2 separate regions of the Homo sapiens genome follow, and region 2 is linked to region 1. The links are chromatin loops, found by intact Hi-C in ENCODE. Cell type or tissue: IMR-90. All regions are shown on one strand.

Region 1 (8,000 bases):
CTGCAGTGGAAATGGCCCCCTTCTGTGCACCACGCGTTTGCTGCAGGACAGCCTCTGGCCAGAGTTCCCCCTGGGAGAAAATGTAGGGGCAGGTCAGAGTCCAGAGAAAGCTGGAGTGGATGCATGTGTCCCCACCCTTCAGATACCCTCCGCTGGGTACATTACCCATTCGGTCATGTCCTCAGTGCACACTCATTAGTGCTGACCATGGGGGGGGCGCGGTGGGTGGCACAGATGTGAGCAAGGGGCACTGCCGTCCTTGACAAGCAGCAGGGGCTGCCCTGCTCCACCTGCTACCCTAGGGGCCTCCTGGCTTGGAAACCCAGAGGCAATGCTTCAAAGGCCTCTAGTTCTCCGCCCCCAGGTCCTCCCCTTGCAGCAGAACTCTGGCATATCCCTGGCCTTTCCTGAGTCTGAATCCCTCATCAGAGTGGCAGTGCAGCTTGCTGGGAGGCAGGAACACAGCAGCTCAGCACCTATGTTTTGGGGCCCCATGGCTGGATTCAAATACTAGCTTACTATTAGCTGTGTAAATTACTAGCTATGTAACTACGGGCAAGTCATTTTTCTGGCCCTCAGTTTTGCCACCTGTAAAATAAAGATAATAGTTTCTATGTCATAGGATGTCGAGAGGGTTGCATGATCTCGGTGGCTAGCACATAAAAATCACTCAGTGATGATAGCCGCTGTATCAATATTGTTGTGATTATTATTATTAGGCTTTGGGGATGAAAAGATGTCTTCAGCAAAACATCTCAAAATCCACAAATTTAAGAGAGATGACTCACAACCTGAAATTCCATTTTGTCACTCCTTTATCTCTCTGCTTTCTCGTCTCTTCGGCACCTTCTTGCAAAATTGCCCGAGCATCTGCCCTGTGTGGATGAGCAGCATGGAAATGGACAGCCAGAAATCAGACAAGGAAATGGAAAAAGCTATAGCCACAGACAGCAGCTGGAAAATCAGACTGGGATGCAAGTGTTGGCATCTGATTGAATGGGTGAATGCCTATGGAGCTCTAAAACAGGCCTGGGTTAGAATTCTGCCTCTGCCACTTATGATCTGTGTGACTTTTGGCAAGAGGTTTAACCTCTCTGAGCCCCATTTCAGCTGTAAAATGGGGAGAATAATACCTAACTCATAGGGCTTGGAAAGGATTAAATGAGATAATGTATGTGTTCTTGGCAGAAAATAGATGCCCAATAAATGTCAGCTCCCCTTCCCGGGAGATGAGTGCCAAGCCAAGCAGTGGAGTGGGTTACCTTTACCAAACACAAGGATAAAGTCAAGGGTCTTGTTCCAAGCACAGCCCAGTGACCACTTACATTATAAGCACTGAGGTCTTTGTATTAGGACTGAGGTCCTTACAATGAGCCTCTAGCTAGCAACTCCGTAGCTAGGATCTGGGGAGCTGCCTTTAACAAGAACACACGGATTGCCTAGTTCATCCCTAGTCCTGGGGTTCTGTGGTTCATGAGACCTAGTGCTCACCCAATGAGGTGCCCATGGCCCTATTTCTTTTTTCTTTTCTTTTCTTTTTTTTTATTATACTTTAAGTTTTAGGGTACATGTGCACAACGTGCAGGTTTGTTACATATGTATACATGTGCCATGTTGGTGTGCTGCACCCATTAACTCTTCATTTAACATTAGGTATCTCTCCTAATGCTATCCCTCCCCCCTCCCCCATGGCCCTACTTCTTGGCTCCTCACCCCCCCCCCCACCCACAAGGAGGGGGCCAGCTGTATTCATTCCCACTTCACCAAGGCAGCTGATGGAGGAGAGGGACAGAGAGTGTGTTGGTCGAGAGCAATCCCTCTGAACCTTTCAGACACTCCCTGTCCTAACCTATCCTTGCAGATGAGGATTCAGACATCCCAGAGACCATGAACCTCCAGAGGCCTGGGAGCATCCAGGTCTCAATGGCCACACTGACATCCTTCAGCTTGGCACCTGAGCCCACTTGCCCACCCCGACATCCTTTGTACCTGGCAGGTGCCTCAGCAGACAGCAAGCTCCTCCAGGATCTCAGCCTTCAGAGTTGGCCAAGGCAGGAGCATTTGGAACCAGGACAGGCTTGATTTGGTGGCTGCCCCAGGGACAGGCATCCTGGACTTGGCTACCCAGAAGACCACATCTGCCAGGGCAAGTTCGAGCACTCTGGCTGGGATTTTAGGGCTTCCCACGAAGCGTCCTCCTCCCCAGACTGCTCTGATTCACTCACCCAGCACCAGGAGCAAATCCTGTACACACACCACATCCCTTCCTACATCCAGGCCTTTGTTCACGTTGTCCCCTGAACCTAGAATGCCGAGATCCTAATCTCCCTACTCAGTTACCGCCTGATTTCTCAGACCGGCTCAAGCCCCACCTACTCCAGGAAGCCCTCCTGGCCCCCTTATCTGATAGCCTGTAGTAGCTACTGTCTAGCTCACAACTCGAAACCTCTGATCATGTTCTGTAGAGTACACCCGCTCAACTGATCCAATGCAACCAATACAGTATTGGAAGCTTTCTACGAACAAGGCACCCAGAGAGGGCTCGGAGGAAGATGACAGTGCCAACGGGCACAGGGAGAATCGTGAGCTTACTGCACCTTCCCAGCAGGCAGAGTGAGCCCGTAGGACAAGAGCCCCCTTTCTCCGTTTCCCATCTGCCCTGCAGCCCCGAGGAACGGTCCATTCTACAGACAAGAGGCCTGACGCTCAGAAGCAAAGCAACTTGCCACAATCGCATCACCGGTAAGTGCCTGAACCTCATCCAAACCTGATCCCTGTGGCCCCAGAACTCACAGGAAAACCTCCTCTCATAGGAGGTTTTTAATGACACTGTGTTCATTGGCTCCTTGCTGCTGTATCTTTCTCCCCCAGTGTGTGTCTACTTCTGCCGGGCTCTCGCCCTCCCTCCTCACTCTGCATGGTGCACACACCCTTAGTGGCTGTGCATTTTCAGCTTGCTTCCTTCTTTTCTCTAAAAATCTCCGCTTTGCTCTCCCTTTATTTCGCCTTTCACGCACTGAGCAGCGATTCGTTTCCTATTCCACATCGCCACCTGGCGGCCATGGAGAGAGAACACCGCGCGTTTTTTATCAAGCGGGCAAAGGCAGGGGAATCCTCACGCCAAACGGGTTTGAAGACCTCTTCACACGGACGGCCAGGTCTCTACGGGACTCGCCCTTACACTAACTCCACTACAGCCCGCTCTGTCGGTGGAGGAAATAGACGTGGAAGGCTTCCCTTCATCACCTGGTGGCTGCCGGGCCACATCCTGTACAAGCCGGGGCCAGCTCTAAGTCTACCCCAAAGCCTCAGCGTGCCTCTTCCCTCTAACTCAGGCGAAAGTACCTTCAAGACAGTCCTGGACGCGGTGGCTTCACGCCTGTAATACCAGCACTTTGGGAGGCCAAGGCAAGAGGATCACTGGATCACTTGAGCCCAGAAGTTTGAGACTAGCCTGGACAACATAGTGAAACCCCTGTCTTTACAAAAATTGATTAATTAATTAATTGTTTAAAAGAGACTATTCCTCATTCTTTTGACATCATTTTAAATGAGAATGCAGAATATGACATTGTACATACTGATATTTGATTCCTTTTATATAACCTTTCATGTATTAAAAAACTGCACTGAAAATCTAGAATTAAGTTAAAATTGGTGTGGGTTATTTGTGAATGGTGGGATTTTTTAAATGTATTCCAACACCCATATATTCCAACTTTTCCACACTTCCAAAGTCTGGAATACTTTGAGGATGGGGAGGAAAGATATGTTTACGGTCCTTGGGAAACTGAAAAGCATTTCCTGTGATGTCCCAGGGAGCTGGGGCACAGGAGCCAGCCTTGAAGTGGAAACCCCAGGCCATCCACTCACAATCTGAGTATCCTTGGGTGAGTGATCTCTCTAACCTCCCATCGAGTCCCCTGTAAACTAGAAATAATTATAGCTGCCCACATCACTGTCTTACTATAAGAGTAAAATGAGATAATGTATTTTAAAACATTGGTATAGTGTGAGTATTCAATAAATATTCTTTGAGTGAATTTAGTGCATTGTTTTGTTTTGTTTTTTTGAGATGGAGTCTCACTCTCACCCAGGCTAGAGTGCAATGGCTCGATCTCAGCTCACTGCAACCTCCGCCTCCCAGGTTCAAGCGATTCTCCTGCCTCAGCCTCCCGAGTAGCTGGGATTACAGGCGCCTGCCACCACGCCTGGCTAATTTTTGTATTTTTAGTAGAGACAGGGTTTCACTATGCTGGCCAGGCTGGTCTCGAACTCCTGACCTCAGGTGATTCGCCCGCCTTGGCCTCACAAAGTGCTGGGATCACAGGCATGAGCCACCGCGCCTGGCCGAATTTAGTGTTTTATATACTTTGGATTGATCAGTTTAATGCAAGTGACAGAAATCCAACTCAATCCAGTTAAAAAAAAAAAAAAGGAAAGATAGAATATATTGAGTTATTAAACTGAAAACTAAAAAGATTAGGGTTTCAGGCACAGCTACATCAGTGTGCTCAAATGGTGCCATTAGAAATCTGCTTTCTCTGTCTACAGCCACACCGCCCTGGACATGCCTGGTCTTGCCTGATCTCAGGAGCTAAACAGGGTCAGGCCTGGTTAGTATGAGAAAGGGAGAAATCTGCTTTGTCTGTCTCTTGGTTCTTCTTTCCTCTGTACTGACTCAAATCTCAGGCAGTCTCTTTCAACACAATGGCAAGATGGCCCCCCACCAGGCTGCAGCTGACATCTCAGCTTCTCAGGGCCTTAGTAGGAAGAGAGCTTCTCTTTCCCAATAATTCCAACAAAATTCCTCAATGCTAATCCAAACACTAAGGCAATGCAGCCTGACCATCAGGCCTGGGAAGTCACTAGCACTCCTGCAGGAAAGGGGGTCAGGACCTGCCCTGCCCAAACCACATGATTACTTGGGGTGTTTTCCCAAAGGAAACTGGAGATGTCCTCAAAGTGCACATTAATCAAATTCAGCACAAAGCCTGTCATAAACGCAGGGTTACACTGCCCTTAAGATTAAAATGCTGATGATTAGCTTAAATACCTGTGGAAAGAGCCACAGGGCAGTGGGAGTCCAAAACGCGGATTCCACTCACAGCTATATCACTGTGTGACCTTGAATAAGCAGCGTGGCCTACCCAGGTCTCAGTTTCTCCATCTGTCCAATCAGGGGTTGGACTAGAATCCGGGCTCACATCCCTCCAGGGCTATGCAGTTAGGAAATGAGCGCAGTGGCCAGGTCAGCACAGCAGGAAGTGGCGGGGCCCTAGGAGACCTGTGAGTGCAAGTCCCATTTAGCATTGTGATGCCAGCTGTGTGCTACGAGGTCCTCTGATTTTTCAAGGCATTCTATGAAATCTCCTGATTTTTCAGTGTTAAAAACTAATTGTGATGGTTGCACAACTCTGAATTGCACCCTTGACTTGTACATTTCAATAGGTGAATTGTGTGGGCGGCAAATTATATTTCAATAAGGCTGACAGAAATGAATTCAAAAGCTTTTTATCATTTTTCAGCCTTTGAGAAAGGATGCTATGATACAGGAGAATCTTGCAAACCTTATGGGAAGTGAAAGAAGCCAATCACAAAAGGCCACAGTTTGCATGATTCCATTTAGATGGACTATCCAGAAAGGGCAAAAAGCAGATTGGCAGTGGCCAGGGTCTGGGAGGAAAGGACACGGGGAGTAAGTGCTTAAGGGGGACAGAGGTTTTTTCTGGGGTGATAAAAATGTTTTGAGACTAGGTAGTGGTGATAGTCATAAAACATTGTGAAATGTGTTAAATGTCACTGAATTGTACCCTTTAAAGTGGTTAATTTTATGTAATGTGAGTTTTCCCTCAATTTAAAAAACAAAAAAGTTTGCTAAATATTCTGCTAGCCAAATAAAACATATCTGCAGGCTGAATTGGGCCCCGTTTTTAATCACAGCCACACAGTCGCTAAGGTCCCTTTTAACATTTTCTCAGGTCATATTTCCAAAGATCAAAAACGTCACCTCCAGTCGGGGGCATGGTGACCAGCTGACCACAGCTTACAACAAAGAGGAAACAGGCATTCTCTTTCCTCTAAGTAGAGCCTCCCCCAAAATAATTTTAGGCCAGAAAATAAAAGCCTGCTTAAGCTGGAACCACGCCAGCCTTTTTCTTTCTTTCTTTCTTTTTTTTTCCTAACTGCCCTTTGCCACCATGAAGGGCAAAGAGTCGCATCTGGGTGACAGTGAGTGGACTTTGTTGACACAGCCCAACTTCAATTTTTGTGAAGTTAATAATTAGGCTGTCATCCCTCTGCTCCAGAGCAATTAGGGGCCTGCGGAGGCAATGAATGGGCTCTATTATCAAGGGAAATTATAAATAGAAAAAAGCCGGACTAGACGGGAGTTCTGCACAGCATCACTGCCCTGCCCTCTCTGTGCAGAGCTGCAGCGAGCCTGAGTGTGTTGACTCGCCTCCGGTTGACAGCTCAGATCCCAGCTGCCATCCAAAAGGGCTCTAAATTCTGCCTCTGTCATCCGAGCCTGACTTTTTATGCTGTCCAGAGCCTGGCTGAGCAGTCCAGCAGAGCAGCAGGAGAGCCCGGGTGAGATAAACGCCTTTGTTTAAGTTGCCTCCCGACTCCAGGGTCTGGAGGTGTCTGGTGCTGAGCAGGAGGAACTGGACTCAGCCTGACAGGCCAGGGTGTTGGGGACGCTGAGTGACACCCTGCTCAGTGGCTCCCTAGGTCAGGGCAGGTTCCCAGCCAGGGGTGGCAGCCCCCAAAAGTGTGGCCATGGTAGAAAGCAGCCCAGGTTCTCAGAGGAATCGTCTCCACTTGCCTTGCTTCATCCAACATCTCCAACGGGTTCATACCTAACCCTCCCTGCAAACTCTATCTGTCTGATCACAGGGAAACAAAGATTCGTAGTTCTAGAAGAAAAAGAAATCTGTCACTGTAAAGGGAGAGCAACAGTCCAAAAATGAAAACACCCACAACTAGAAAACAATGATAATAAGGCTGGGTGTGGTGGCTCACACCTATAGTCCCAGCAGTTTGGGAGGCCGAAGCAGGAGGATCACTTGAGCCCAGGAGTTCAAGACCAGCCTGGGAAATATGGCAAGACCCTGTCTCTACAAATAATTTTAAGATTAGCCAGGAGTGGTGGTGAACATCTGTGGTCCCAGCTAGTTGGGAGACTGAGGCAGGAGGATTGTTTGAGCCTGGGCAGTTGAGGCTACAGTGAGCCTGGGGAAGTTGAAGCTACAGTGATCCAACCACTGCACCCCAGCGTTGGTGACAGAGCAAGACCTGTCAAGGAAGGAAGGGATGAAAGGAAGGAAGGAAGGAAGGAAGGAAGGAAGGAAGGAAGGAAGGAAGGAAGGAAGGAAGGAAGGAAGGGAAGGAGAAAGTAAGATAGGGAGGGTGGGAGGGAGGGAGAGAGGGAAGGAGGAAGGGAGGGAAGGGGGGAGGGAGGAAAATTCATTTAAGACTCTTAAAACAACCCTATGAGATATGTGCTATCAGCCCTGAGACCTGTATTACCAGGTTTTCTGATTTTTCAAGGCATTCTATGAGATCTCCTGATTTTTCAATGTTAAAAACTGGTTTAATTAGTCGAAATTAAATGAATGTCCCCATTTCACAGGTTTGTAAACCAAGGCAGTGAACTAACTTGTCCAAGGTCACACAGCCAGTTGGTAAAATTCAAATCCAGGCCTTCTGGCTCCACAATCCATGCTCCTACCTATCATCTCTACAGCTCTTACTTCGCTTGATGGTGACGCAGATCAGGGGTGGGAAACAAGAGGGCGTGGTGGGGACTGCGGTGCCCTGGACACAGCACACTCAGACTAAAGGAAGCAGCTGCTGTAGCCGGCTGGTTGCCTTAACAGGAATGAGGACTCCAATATTTTTAAGAAAAGCTGGACATCTGGATTTAGCATGAAATCTGATTTTTAAATGTTGGTGGCCGGGTGAGGTGGCTCACACCTGTAATCTTAACACTTTGGGAG
Region 2 (8,000 bases), 100 kb before region 1:
CCACTGGGAAGTTTAAGACATTGGGAATAATGTTCTTTTTTTTCTATCTCATATCTAGCCAGGTCAAGCAACATCAGGTTCTTTCCCTGAACTTCTTCCATTAGGCACTCCATGGAAGGCCCGAGTGGATGGATTAGCCCTTAACTGATCCATAACATGGTCATGCCATGCCCAAAACCATGGTAATCCATGGCCTGGGCCATAGAATACAGTCACTGACTTCTCCTCTGCCCAATCCTTATCATGTCTCAGAGATGAGACCCTAAATCCACAGAGGCTTAGGGGAAGGACAGGTAAAGTCCACACCTCCATCTAGAAGGCGGTTTCCCAAGTGTGGTAGGCAGGTTTGCCACTGAACATATGCAAGACCATTTTAGGTGGGGCCTCATTGAATGCTTATTCTTAAAGTAGTTCTAAATTTATCTATCTTATTCATTTGTATGTCCTAGGAAAGTTATAACCAATACAGAAACCATTGCATCAGTTGAGTACTCTCTAAGGTGACACTCACCAGCATTCCTTTCAAAGACAAGCTTGAGGTAAGGATGTCGTTAGGGAACAAGACTGTGTGGCTCTAGCTTTGGATTTGTGGGTCCTTTCCTTGCTTTTAGACCCCCATCTCCACTGGGCTCCCAAGATGCTACAGACACACACAGGATTGTTCAGTCATGTAGGCTTTGGAAAGGCAGTAAATCACAGAAACATGAATGCATTCACACATGACAGATTCTAAGAAGGCTTGCAGTTTTTAAAAAAATCCTGCCTACCTTTGTTTGGTCTTTTCTTCACATCGCACATATTCTTATCCCACAGGACTCCCTTGCAAGTTACTGTTTCACACTGTCCAAATTTTACCTTTGGGCAAAATCCAATCATGAAAAAGCTGAATGTTTGGGCCAGAGTGTCTGGGGTCCTTGTACAGTTGTTTTATTGGAGGGACCTGCTTCCATTAAGAGATTTTTTTTTGTAAGGCATATGAAATTCATTGCCCCATGTATTGTGGAGCTATGGTGAGGAAGTATTTGACTTCATCACACACAGTTTCCTCCAGGAAAACCCGGCATAGAAATCTCTCCAGCCTTGGTTCCAGTAGGAATTGTGCTTCTCCTAAGTGAGCTGGCTTGTGTTAAGTTGATGGACAGCATGAGTCCTTTTGTAGATCATATTTCCCTCTTTGCTTTGGCCACCAGTAAGCTCACAACCAAACTTGTAGTTTACCTTTATATACTGGGCAGGACTTGAGGGTTCAAATATCTGTGCACAACTCTACCTCTGGCTTTTTCTTATTTTCTTACCCTTGTACTTCTTTGCCCTGACATCTTATTTACGCAGGTTGTCCTGTTGTTTTCCTTGTTCTCTATAAGGTGTCTTAAATAATGTAGGAATAGATCCATAGGTGTTTTGGCCCTTCTTTCACTTCATAAAGTTGGAGCTGGGAAGAGCATCCAGCCCACAGAATGGTAAGGCCTAACTGCACATAGGAAAGCAAACATCCTGTTTGTCCCATGGAGGAACATTTTGCATTTCTGTGTGGTTTGCTTTTTATACTTTTGGTAGATTGTGGCTTCCTCAAATTATTTGTTTGAGCGTAAATCATCAAAAGTGGTATTTGTATATAGCTTGACTATTTTAGCTTTTCAAAAAATTTCTTGTGTGCTTATAGCCTGGGCATTCATGGGTCCCACCCAGCCTCTAAATAAAAAAGTTGGAGCCGGCTGAGCGTGGTGGCACAAGCCTGTAATCCCAGCACTTTGGGAGGCCAAGGCAGGCGGATCACGAGGGCAAGAGATAGAGATCATCCTGGCCAACATGGTGAAACCCCGTCTCTACCAAAAACACAAAAATTAGCTGGGCATGGTGCTGCATACCTGTAGTCCCAGCTACTCCGGAGGCTGAGACAGGAGAATCACTTGAACCCGGGAGGCAGAGATTGCAGTGAGCCGAGATCATGCCACCGCACTCCAGCCTGGAAACAGAGCGAGACTCCGTCTCAAACAAAATAAAAAGGGGCCACTCACCTGAAAAGCTCAGAAGCCACCCTGGTCCTTCTTCCCCACTCTCCGCGGATGACAACATCTGGCACAACTGGCTGACAATTTGCAGGCTGCAGCCAGCATCCTCCTGTCTTTCTATTCTCACCAGAGCCCATGCTGCAACCTCCCAGCAATTGCAGCATTCTTATTTTTAGTACTATTCCACATCCGGGTAAAGGAAGACACTCTAGATCTTCTTTTATGGTGTTGAGAAACCAGAAGTTCCTGACAGACCCCGTGCTTGCTTCCTTCCCTTCATAACCTCATTTAATGGTTCTCTCCATTTCCCCAGCAGGAAAATCAAGACTCAGAAAGTTAAGATTAACTTAAGTTTGCATCCTTCTCTCAATCCCTCAGTAAATGACAAGGAAGTTGGGAAGAGTGACAGACTAACAATTCGGCTCAGAATTCAAGGAGCTCAGGCGGAAAAACAGTAAGAGATTAAATTATAGGATCTTTTTTCAATGTCCCTGTCCCCTCCCTCTTCAGCTCCCTCTTTCATTCTAGAAATACTCTTTCTACTCCACTTTTCCCTCCACAGAAAACTGCCAAGAGGCCTCAATTGTCCCCTTCACCGCTGGCCCCAGACCTCCAAACATTTCTTGTGCTTTGCATTTCTTGAGCCTTTCTCTCTGGCCTCCAATTCAAGCAAAAGGCCCAGGGGAAACAGGCGGTGTGATCAATGCATCCACGAAGGCAACTATGACAGCCCTTTCGTAATGTTCTTCTCTCAGAGAGCATTTTTAAAGGAGATCCCAGGGCAGCATGCACACTTTTACTCAAAGGAATAACATTCCTAATGCAGGACATTCAGGCGGCAAGGAGGCTGGGGAATAGCACAGAGGTCACCCTACTTCCTGGTGCCCCCCTCCCCTGCCTGCCGTGGGAAAGAAAGCCTCAAGCCCCATGTCGCGGTGTGGTACAAGAGGAAGTCCATCCCTCTGGCCTCCAACCAGTGCCCAGCCACCTTTTCCGGCTGGCCTATGACAAGGAACAGAGCTGTCACTGAGGGAAGATGGCCTGCAGATGGGTCTAGAGGTCAGGACTGCTAGGGGTCCCGGCTAGAGTAGCTGCCTTCCCTGGCCCGCCTTGGACCAAACTGGGCCAGACCCAAATGCCCATCCAGACTGCCTCCAATGGGCCACTCCTCTGAAAGCTCCATCCCCATCCAGTCCCTGAGGCTGACCCAGTCTTTGAGCCGCCTGCTTTCCTTGCCGGCTGAGTTCTAATGCAAGCAGGCAGCCTTGTGCCAACATCCAAACTCCCCCACCCCCTAGTGGAGAGAGGAAAACCACGCGCCTCCCACCCAGCTCCAGGCCCAGCGCCTGCCAAGACACGGCCATCTCTCCAGCCACTGGGGACAGAGAGCCATTGCTGGGAGGAACTTCCAGGCAGAGCCAAGAGGTAGCCCTGCCGGGCACATTTGTTCCTCCTCAGGCCTCCCTGAGGGTGCCTGACAGCATTTGCTCAACGTTTTCCTGGCCTGCCCATCCATGCCAAGTCTTAGACTGTGAGGGATCAAAGATGTGAATGAAAATGGAAAAAGCATGTTGGCACTCGTTGCCTCAATGGGAATACAGAGTGTTATGGAGACAAGACACGAGTTTGTGGATTATTCTTCCATAATCATCCAGATGTGTAGGCTGGCCCGGGTTGCAAAGGCCCAGTAAAACCTCGCACTCCCAGCTCGCAATCATCTGGCTCCAGAGGCCTATATCACACTGCCCTGTGCCTGTCACAGCTCAGAGGCTCTGCAGAGGCAAGTGTTGCTGTCCCTAGGCCAGAGAGCTGGCCTGACACCCCCTCTTTAGAGCTTGCCTCTGACACACTGAACATGTGGGGGACCTTTGCGTTTGGTTTTGGAAATTTTTTTTTTTTGGTTCGTTAGCTGATTTTCCATAAGTTGACAAAAAATGTGAGAAAATTCCATTTTCTCGAATTCCTTAGCTAGATGAACATTTGTGCCCAGTGACTGACTCTGATGTAGGGTTCCAAAGAAAGGTGACTGGGACTGTGACACACAGCCTGCCTTATGTCAAGAACTGTCAGAGAGGACAAGGAGAGGGGGAGCAAAAGAACATTCCAGGCATCTGCCAAGTCACCAGTCAGGGCATCAGGATGGAAAAGTAAACAAGTTCCCCATGAGGCTCTCCGGGAGCTCCCCCAAATCTAATGAGGGAGACAGATATGGGGGGAGTACAGTATTTATGATTTGCCCTGTAGAGGAATGAGCTATACTGGGGAGAAGCTGAGAGGAGGTGGTATTTTGTCTGAAAAGAAAAAAATCCCTCCTGAAAGACATTTTTAGAAGCATTCCCATCGAGTCACCATGTCCATCAGTGACTCAGTGCTTCACAGCCGATGAAGCCTTGGGTCCTCGTCCAGCCCTCTGCTGGCAGTTTCTAGAGGCTGCTGCTTGCTCATGTGTCCCCCACCCCCATCCCCCAAAGTCCACTTTTCTGGATCAGGGAGAATAATCGGGGCAAACACTGGACCCAGTAGCAAGAAGAGGGATGGTCTGAGGGAGATGGAATCCAGCCCCCAGTTGTTTCTTTGGACCTCTAGAATGTTTTTAAATTTTTTAATTTTAGTACTATCATTTAAAGTTAGAATGCATCACATAAAAATTATCTTGAATTGTCTCTTGTCTTGAAAAGAACTGGAAGACATGGTGACATGGGGCCATATTCCAGCATGGCATCTCTAGGCTGCCACTGGGTGGGAGCTGCCCGCTTCAGATGGAGCATGTACCAGTGAGCCTTTGCTGTGTAAGAAACCACCCCAAATCTTAGTGGCTTAAAACAATGATAATACATTAGCTGCAATTCTGGGTGTCAGCAATTCGGGCTGGGTTCTGCTGAGCATTTCTTCAGCCAGTTTTGCCGAGCCTCACTCATACTACTTGCTGCAGCCAGAGGCTGACAGGCTGCTGGTGGAATGCCTCGATTCTCCTCCATGTGGCCTGTCCAGCAGCCAGCTCAGCTCCTTCACGTGGGCTCTTCCATCATCAGGAGAGGGGAAAGCCCCAATAGGCAGGCACTTTTTGAGCCTCTGCTTACCTTTCTTTCATTAATGTTCTATTGGATAAAGGAAGATAAAAGATCAGTCCAATTCAAAGTCTGGGGAAACAGACATCACCTCTTGATAGGAAGAGCTGCAAAGAATTTATAGTATTTTTTTTCATGGGCTCCCCATCACACAGAAACTGGGGGTCAGTTGCTATTTCTTCTTGAACTCGAGCTGCTGATTTTCACATATCTGAAGTATTAGTCTTGTATTAGTCTGTTCTCACGCTGCTAATAAGGACATACCAGGCCAGGCACGGTGGCTCACACCTGTAATCCCAGCATTTTGGGAGGCCAAGGCTGGTGGATCACTTGAGGTCAGGAGTTTGAGACCAGCCTGGCCAACATGGTGAAACCCTGTCTCTACTAAAAATGCAAAAATTAGCTGGGTGTGGTGCCACGCACCTGTAATCCCAGCTACTTGGGAGGTTGAGGCGGGAGAATCACTTGAACCTGGGAGGCAGAGATTGCAGTGAGCCGAGATCACGCCATTGCACTCCAGTCTGGGCAACAGAGTGAGACCCTGTCTCAAAAAAAAAAAAGACATACCGGTAACTTATAAAGGAAAGAAGTTTAACGGACTCACAGTTCCACATGGATGGGGAGGTCTCACAATCATGGTGGAAGGCAAAGGAGAAGCAAAGGCATGTCTTACATGGCAGCAGGCAAGAGAGCGTGTGCAGGAGAACTCCCCTTTATAAAACCATCAGATCTCATGAGACTTATTCACTATCATGAGAACAGTATGGGAGAAACTGCCCCCATGATTCCATTATCTCCACCTGGCTCCACCCTTGACATACGGGGATTATTACAATTCAGTGTGAGATTTGGGTGGGGACACAGCAAAACCACATCATCTGGTCGTCCTCAACTTCCCTAAACCTGTTGGACCCCTGCAGACATCTAAGGTAAGAAACTAAACTGACAACTCTTCTGCTACTTGGGCTCAGAGCTGAGCTTGCCTGACCCTTCTATTCATGCCCATGAGAAGGTGAAATGGATTTGATGATGAAAATAAAACCCAGAAGTAGGATCCAACATCATCAACGAGGGCTTTGCTCAGTGATCCCAAAGGGAAGTCAGGATGGCTAAGATCCAAGGTGTTGAACAGCAAAGCAGAGAACACATCAGTGATGCTGAGACAGACCAGAGTCTCAGGTGAGAAAGGTATGATTATAGATGGGGTGAAAATATGACACAGGGCAAGGTTTTACAAGGCAGCTCCAGAAAGAAATCACAAAAATGACAACCAGGGATAAGAAAAGAAGAGAAAACTCCCCCTTCACCAACAGACCATTCTCATCACACTGGCTCTGCAGCAAAACACTCAGGGGCAAGGCAGTGGAGAGCCAAGCCACAGTGTAGGTTGCAGAGCAAGTGGGAGACCTGGAGGATTGTAAAACAGGATACTCAGGGGGACAAAACACAGTCTACATGAGCAGAGGTTCCCGTACATAGTACAGAACATCTCCAGATGATGCACGAGGACAGCAGGGCAGGGCTCAGTGCTTGGGGACCAGGGCAAGTTCTATCAGAACTAACTGGCAACACCTGTTACAGTGAAAACTGATGTTCTTCCCTCTCTTTCCATAAGAATTGTTTGGCTTTTGTTCCCAGGGGTACAAAAGTATATCTGAAGTTAATAAATATATTCAAATATGATAATATAATTTATATGCTAATATATACATTGCAATGAAGTGTGTACCACCACCTATGAAGAATTCTTGACAAAAAAATAAATGAACTTACTCAATCTGATCAAGACTTAACCTCTAGGTTACAGGAAATACTGAGGATAGAGGAACAGATAAAGCAACACCATGAAGAAACACTCAGATACTCAGACCATAGGACTTTGGACAACTCGACTGGCCCAGCCTTTCATCATCAGTATTTAAAAGGGGAGGGAGTAGAAGACTGTTCTAAAACAAAAGAGACTGAAGAGGTATGTCAGGTAAATGCAATGCAGGAAACATGAGTGGTTTCACATCCTAAAACACTAAAATCTCAGCCATAACAAAACACTTGGAGGATAATTAGAGATACTGCAACACGGACTGGGTATTTGATATTAGGAAATCGCTGTTTCTTAGGCATGAGACTATTATTGTCTATATGTAGAAGTATATTCTTAATTTAGGAGACACATACCAAAGAATTTATGGTTCATGACAGTTATTAAAATATTATCTTTCTGCTCCAAGTTTGCCTTTCTATACTTGACCTTGTGATGCTGGGTCCAGGACTCTGCAAACCATGTGATAGGCTCTGCCAAAAGTGGGAGCTAGAGAGAGGCTGCAAGGCTAAAGGGGAGGAAAGGGTTTGCTTCTTCCTACTTCTTGTTTGTTTGTGTTCTGTCACCTGACAGTGCTTCACCCTGGCAGAGGCACTTCATTCCTGTAGCAGCCACTGAATTAAGCCCCTTTCTCAAGAGGTCTGGGGCCCAGCCCCACAGATCAGAGACCAGCACCAGACTAACAGCTGCTCAGTCTCAAGGATCAGACTTTCAGCAACATAGGGTCCCTCCTCAGCCCTAGGGATGGTAGCTACTTCATAAAAATTGCTTCCTCTGTAATTCTAAGGAATCTAAGGCATTCTCTTTTTCTATTTCAGTTATGTAGTTAATAACTTTATACCTAATTAACAAATCATTATAGTAAATTATTTCCATTCAAATAACAGGTATGGTTTCTGTCTCCTGAAGGGGTAAAGTATGTCATAATGTTTGCAAGTTGCAAAAGGAAAAAACATAGATATTTAGTTAGATATACATACTTGTATATGCAACGCACACACATACACAAATGTATATTGAGATAAAAGATATAGAAGAAAAATGTTGAATCTAGGTGGTGGGTGGCACAGTAGTCATTGTATTAGACTTTCAACTTTGCAA

The links. Peaks named below come from ENCODE experiments on the same cell type or tissue, not always from the same donor. Only the 100,000 strongest peaks of a DNase experiment are listed, where the experiment ranks them.
Region 2: it touches region 1 in a loop (11-fold over the local background); 2 of 110 quality-filtered maps call a loop at or near these places.

The regions. Positions count from the first base shown.
Region 1 is chr5:173,289,170-173,297,169 of GRCh38, reverse strand. The region is part of intron 3 of LOC105377731 (a long non-coding RNA gene); the gene reads right to left. LOC124901136 (a long non-coding RNA gene) reads left to right here and starts at 2,416. Exons shown (of 2, transcript XR_007059055.1): 1 at 2,416-2,742; 2 at 3,025-4,043. It also overlaps the pseudogene RNA5SP200. RefSeq lists enhancers at 3,155-3,324, 4,452-4,701. In IMR-90, a CTCF peak has its summit at 3,059 (motif pointing left); DNase peaks (open chromatin) are centred at 3,019 and 4,729; H3K27ac peaks cover 1,574 bases.
Region 2 is chr5:173,391,873-173,399,872 of GRCh38, reverse strand. All of the region lies in intron 1 of LOC105377732 (a long non-coding RNA gene), which reads right to left. Among named protein-coding and RNA genes, the nearest start is that of MIR8056, 48 kb to the right of the region's middle. In IMR-90, a CTCF peak has its summit at 4,436 (motif pointing left); a DNase peak (open chromatin) is centred at 4,392; H3K27ac peaks cover 1,360 bases.